Regions from separate parts of the Homo sapiens genome. Here region 2 is linked to region 1. The links are chromatin contacts, found by Hi-C in ENCODE. All regions are on one chromosome and are shown on one strand. The core of a region is the stretch at or near the end of the contact, and the rest is flanking DNA. Distances in the headings are between cores, read along the strand shown. Region 1 overlaps HDAC9 (histone deacetylase 9). Region 2 has its middle 140 kb from the start of HDAC9.

Evidence for each region. A loop is a pair of places that touch in the nucleus more often than their neighbours do. Pooled maps may share reads with other maps.
Region 2: a map with no recorded cell type shows a loop between it and region 1 (2.5-fold over the local background). The contact joins two enhancer-like sites. A Hi-C loop is called at or near these places in 1 of 168 maps with a recorded cell type or tissue (A673), 1 of 37 single-sample maps with no recorded cell type and 3 of 50 pooled maps.

Annotation. Positions count from the first base shown.
Region 1 is chr7:18,792,011-18,794,710 of GRCh38, forward strand. It overlaps HDAC9 (histone deacetylase 9), which reads left to right. Exons shown (of 26, transcript NM_178425.4): 17 at 1,335-1,442. Among named protein-coding and RNA genes, the nearest start is that of HDAC9-AS1, 110 kb to the right of the region's middle. Within about 2 kb of position 1,386, at least 2 of the 41 ENCODE cell types and tissues checked have a DNase peak (open chromatin) inside an H3K27ac peak, as active enhancers do.
Region 2 is chr7:18,354,921-18,357,620 of GRCh38, forward strand. It overlaps a transcript of HDAC9 not described here. Among named protein-coding and RNA genes, the nearest start is that of HDAC9, 140 kb to the right of the region's middle. Within about 2 kb of position 1,336, at least 3 of the 41 ENCODE cell types and tissues checked have a DNase peak (open chromatin) inside an H3K27ac peak, as active enhancers do.

The DNA of each region.
Region 1 (2,700 bases), core at 136-2,635:
CCAGAAACTTCACTACTATACTGCTGTTTATAGGATCTTGATTTTCTTTTATTATGTATGCACTTATTTACTGTTCTCATTTATTATTTTTGTATTCATTGTTCTTGGTAGTATTTAAGTGTGTAAGAACCTCATGAGAAAAAGGCATGTGAATATTCTTAGAAAACTACTTAGTTCACTGTGAATGTGTGTTGTTATTATTTATTGTATTTGTTCCATGTGATTAGGCCCCTTGCATTTAATTCTCTTTTTTTTTTAAAAAAAAAAAAAAAAGCTTTGTTTTATGCAGAATTTCTCCCCTTTGATCCATTTGGGAAGTCTTGCTATTTACAGTCACAAACTTTGTATTCTATTTCCTGGTGCTTCAAATAACTTATGTGTCCTAAAATTAGAGACTTCTACCATCTGGTACTGTTTTTTTATGTTATGAAGTATTTTATATATTAAAAATATAACATATGATAATTATAAACCACCATTGTTGCTCTTTTCATGTATGCATTATTATGTGTTTTCATTGCATTCATGAAAAAGGGTAAACAGCATTTTATAAAGGGAAATCCAGAATATTGGTACATGCTTTGTTTTGATAATAATGTTCTCTAGTAGATAAGCAACCATCTATTTTACTGGCTTATCCAATTTTAACAATACCAGTTTGAACTGAAACAATCTGACAAATTATACTGAAAGTTAGAAATCTTAAGCTTATACTTTGAACATCACATTTCTCCTTGCAATTTGCTGTTATTGTTTTAAGTGTGAGGACCACACACTCCTTCCATTTAGTTGGAGAACCTGACTTGTGGTTGCTACTTTCTACTCCCTGACTGCTGCTGCTACCTGCCTAATAATTGTGTTTGGCTCCCTGTAAACCTGCAGTCAGAAAGGTATTTGAATTTTCCCCCTCTAGCACTTGCAAATCCGATTTTTATGTATAACTAAGTGCTCTTAGTTTTTACTCTATCTACTACTGGGGCCTGGTTTCTAGCAGGCCTGTAACTAAGCCAGATCCGGCCTATGTAATGCTGTTTGTAATGAGAAATCTAAACAGGGAATGGCAGTGAGGCATGGCAGGAATGTGTTTCCATTGGAGAAGTCAGTGTAGAGAAAAAGTATAAGCAAAGCCATGTCCAGAAGGCCTTTTCAGCTGGCCAAGACGGAAGACTAATGTTATTGTACATAGGCTGTTACCCTGCCAGCCCTTCCTCACAGATTTGCTTTCTCTCTCTGTCCCTCTTCCCCTGCGACCTCTTCCCCTTTTACCCCTTTCATCTCTTCCTTCTCTTTCGCTTTCTTCTTCTGTCTTCGGACTCTGCTGACTGTTTGCTCAGGTGGACAGTGACACCATTTGGAATGAGCTACACTCGTCCGGTGCTGCACGCATGGCTGTTGGCTGTGTCATCGAGCTGGCTTCCAAAGTGGCCTCAGGAGAGCTGAAGGTGAGGTCCGGGTTGCATTAAGTGTGGGAAATCCAGAGAAGAAACTGAAACAGAGATGTTGTTATGTGGGAATTGCGGGGAGTGTGGCGTGGTAATAAAAGGAAGGGCAGAAGGAAGAGGGTAGAGATGGCCACTAAGGTGTGATAATAACTCATCTGTAGGCAGGGAGCAGCTCATCCTGCTCTCAGGGCCTTCTTCTGCCTGAGAACACTCTGCAGTCAGGGCCCACCGGTGTGCATGTAAGAGCACAGAGATAATAAGCAAAGCTATGGTTCAGGTAAAAAATACCTTTAGTATATACATGTCTGTCATGCCATCCTGAGATTCTCTTTTGAGGCAATTTTAAAAATATGATTACTGAGAAGTGTGTATAAGCTCAGAATACCACCCAGAGAGAGGGAGGCAGAGAAAGGTAAATACCAGACGGGAAGGATTGGGAGGAGGAAGGAAATTGTTGATTAGAAGGGTAATGATCCAGAGTGTGTTTTTCCATGAAAGAACTTAAAAAATGAGCTATGCTTTATTGTTCTTTTCTTTTTATGGTCTCTTCTTTTCTACATCGTATGAAAAGAACAATGTCCAAACCCCAGCGTTTCCCAGTCTAAACAATTTATAAAAGCTAGAGACCTGACAGACGTTGACATTTTATTTGGTATTTTAACAGTGCTATTTAAAGGTACGCCATGTGCGTCTTGAATGCAGTTACCCCAATAAACTTTGTTGGTGCTAACACGGCCTTTTAATGCACTAGTTCACACACTTCATGACGCAATCTGGGTCGTGATTGATTCGGTATTTTTAGCAATTGCGGGGCTTAGGGAAATATATTATGACCAATAACATATGCACTGTGAGTTTTGTGAAACCAAGATAAAATGTAATTAGGATTACTTTTCTTTATGTCTAGTGAATTTTTATTCAATTACATGGGACTCTTCCAGTTGTGATTAAAAATGTGGAGTAGGAATGTGCACTTCACAATGCAACGTTTGTCCAAGAAGTCTTTACTCTTAACTCTTTAAAGAGTCAGAGCCTACGGAAATATAATTTTGATAGGGTGAGCTCTATTTAAAAAGTAGATGTGCCTGTATATATTTGACATAAGTAGTATTAGGACATTGCTCATCTCAGGGGATATATGGGGTCATTAATGTGGTGCTTACTCTTCAGTCTTTACCTTTGAAAATGAGCAAATAAAAAGAGGAAAGGAATCAGCCTGTGGAGAGGTTTTGGCTATCTCCCAGTAGAACTTGAGGAA
Region 2 (2,700 bases), core at 86-2,585, 440 kb before region 1:
TAGGCTTGGAAATGCACTGAAACCACAGCTGGTCTTGAAGAGCCATAGAGGATGTGATACAAGGAATGATAAATTAATAATTACAGATCCTCAATCTGCTTATTGTCAGTCATTTTTTCTACCACCAGTTACAAATCCAGTCTTTATTCTCAAACAGAAGTGATGATAATTATCCTTGGTAAAATAACTTTCACATAATGTTGATTGCAGACAGTCACCAAGGGCTATGCTCCAAGTACACTTCTCACCATTTTTATACATGAAATAAAAACTCTTATTATCTCCACTTGTCCATGAGGAAACCAATGTACAGAGAAATTAAGTACCCTTCTCAGGGTTACACAGAAATTCAAGAGCTGGATTTTTACCACAAAGGATGGTTTAGAGCCTCTGGTCTTAACCTTCCAAGAGTCTGGGTTCTTGGGAATCTTCATTTTCAACATAGGCTCTTTATACTACCAGAACTAGCATGTTCTTCAGATATTCAAAACGGAGACTTTTAATAAGTTCATTATTAAAGAAGTGAATAATTTAGGATTAAAAAAATTCTGTTAAAAATGGGTTGCTCATAATTAATGAAGGCAGATATTTAAACCATGAATCCTTTATAAAACCTTGGGATGTGAAAGCTTATTTTGAAATGGACTGTTGGACTGCATGCTAAAAGTATACCCAGAGTGAATTTTCAGAGACATTAGAGACAAATTTAACATCACCCTCAAATCTGTGGAAGGTTAAATATACAGAGTGTGAGACATTGAGAATTAGGCATTTACAGGTACTTTTCCCCAGAGTTTGGTTTGGTGAGGGATTTAACCCCCATTTCGTGACACTGATCAAGGCAGGACATTTTGAAGGAAAAGCACTACAAAAAGGAGGAATTGCCTTGTCATGTTATGAAGCATTTAATTCTAAACTTCTCTGTTTTAAAAACAAAAGAGGCCTATCTATAGATAAACAAAGTAGACTCGTGATTTCCAAGGGCTGGGGCAGGAATGGGTGGGTATTAGCCATAAACTGGCTAGAGGGATCTTACTGCAAGCGATTGAAATGTTCCAAAATTGGATTATAGTGATCATTGTACAATCTGGTTTAAATGAACTTTGAAATCATTGAATTGTACCCTTTAAATGACCAAATTTATGGTATCTAAATATACCTTAGTAAAGTCATTTTTAAAAATGCATGTAAAAAAACTAAAAAAGAAAAAAAGGAAGATCCAGAATTGGGTCTTCAGACAGAATCATTATTTGCATCAAATTCAGAATTTCCCGTACATGATATTAATTTACTTCTCTAATTTGAAGTATGACACTAAATGTAACACGTTAGGTCATACATTTGGCAAAGACAAATTCTTCCTGCCTGTACTTTTTCCTTTCAGTTTTTAATAGGTGGCGCCATTATTCTTTGTAGCCTCTAGAGGGCAGCACATAGGTTTTTTTTTTTTTTTTTTTTTTTTTTTAAAGACAACAAACTTGTAACTCCCAAGCATCAAGAATGCCCAGTTGTTTCAGATGAACTCTCCAATTTTAGTTCATCCTGACGACCTCACAGTGGAGGACCTTCCTATAGTGACTCCTGCGAATGAATCCTCCCTTCCTTCCTGTTAGTTGCTCCCTTTCACCTCTGGCTATTTAATGTCCTTGAAAGATCTTTCAGCTCTCTCTACAGGGGAACATAGGAGTAATTTCAGTTGAAACTTTCACAACCTTTTTCCTTTAGAGAGCTTGATTTTTAGGTAAAGACAATAGTCAGTTAATGAATAAAACCGGTATTTGCACATGGGGGAGGGTTGATGCCCAGGAGATTGTCATAAGAATTCCTGACACAAGTTCTTCAGATCGCATCGGAAGAATCCGGCTATGCCAAAAGATAAATGTAGAGTTCTCCTCAATGTATGAATAACTAGGGATGCAGGATTTAAAATCTATAAGAATTTTTAAAGTTGTAAGACATAAGCATCCTGGTGTGTTTTTTGATTGTTGTTCTTTTCATTTAATTATTTATTATTAGTTTATGTACAGTAGAAGCCAACAAATAAGGGTTGGAAAGGTAAATTAACTAGCATTAAGGTATATACTGAAAGTCATTTTAAGAAATGCCTTACCTCTTCTCATCCCCACGATTAATGGCATTTTCCCTATGATCATTGAATTTTAAAAATACCTGGAAATTTATACCATTCTAGGATCTTATAGAATCTTATAGGATTTATTGGAGTTGATTTTAGTGTAGGAGCCTGAAACAGTTTTAGGTCCCCCTCACTATGTCTTATTGTTACTTCGTTTCTGACATTCTTCCTATATATCCAATCTAATATATATGTGAAAAAGGGTAGACATCAATCAGTATTAAGAAACAATGAGAAATGCCTGAACAGACCTTTAAGCTGTGATTTAAAAAAATCGTATTTGGGTGATCCTAGCAGTTAAATTGACTTTTTCTTTCCTTCTGTCGTCTCTGTTCTCCTTTTTTTTCCTCAGTAAACTTTGATTGCTTGCTAATTGTGTGCTAGGCCTTGTTTGGTTGTTTATTGAGAGAAAGAAATAAAGGAGAAGGGAGAGAACACAAACACAATTTCTGCCCTTGTGGAATTATAGCCAGTATAGGAGACAGACAAAACAGTATATAAACAAAAAATAACAATACATAATTACAGATTGAAATCAATTCTAAGAAAAAAAAGGTCAGTAAGTA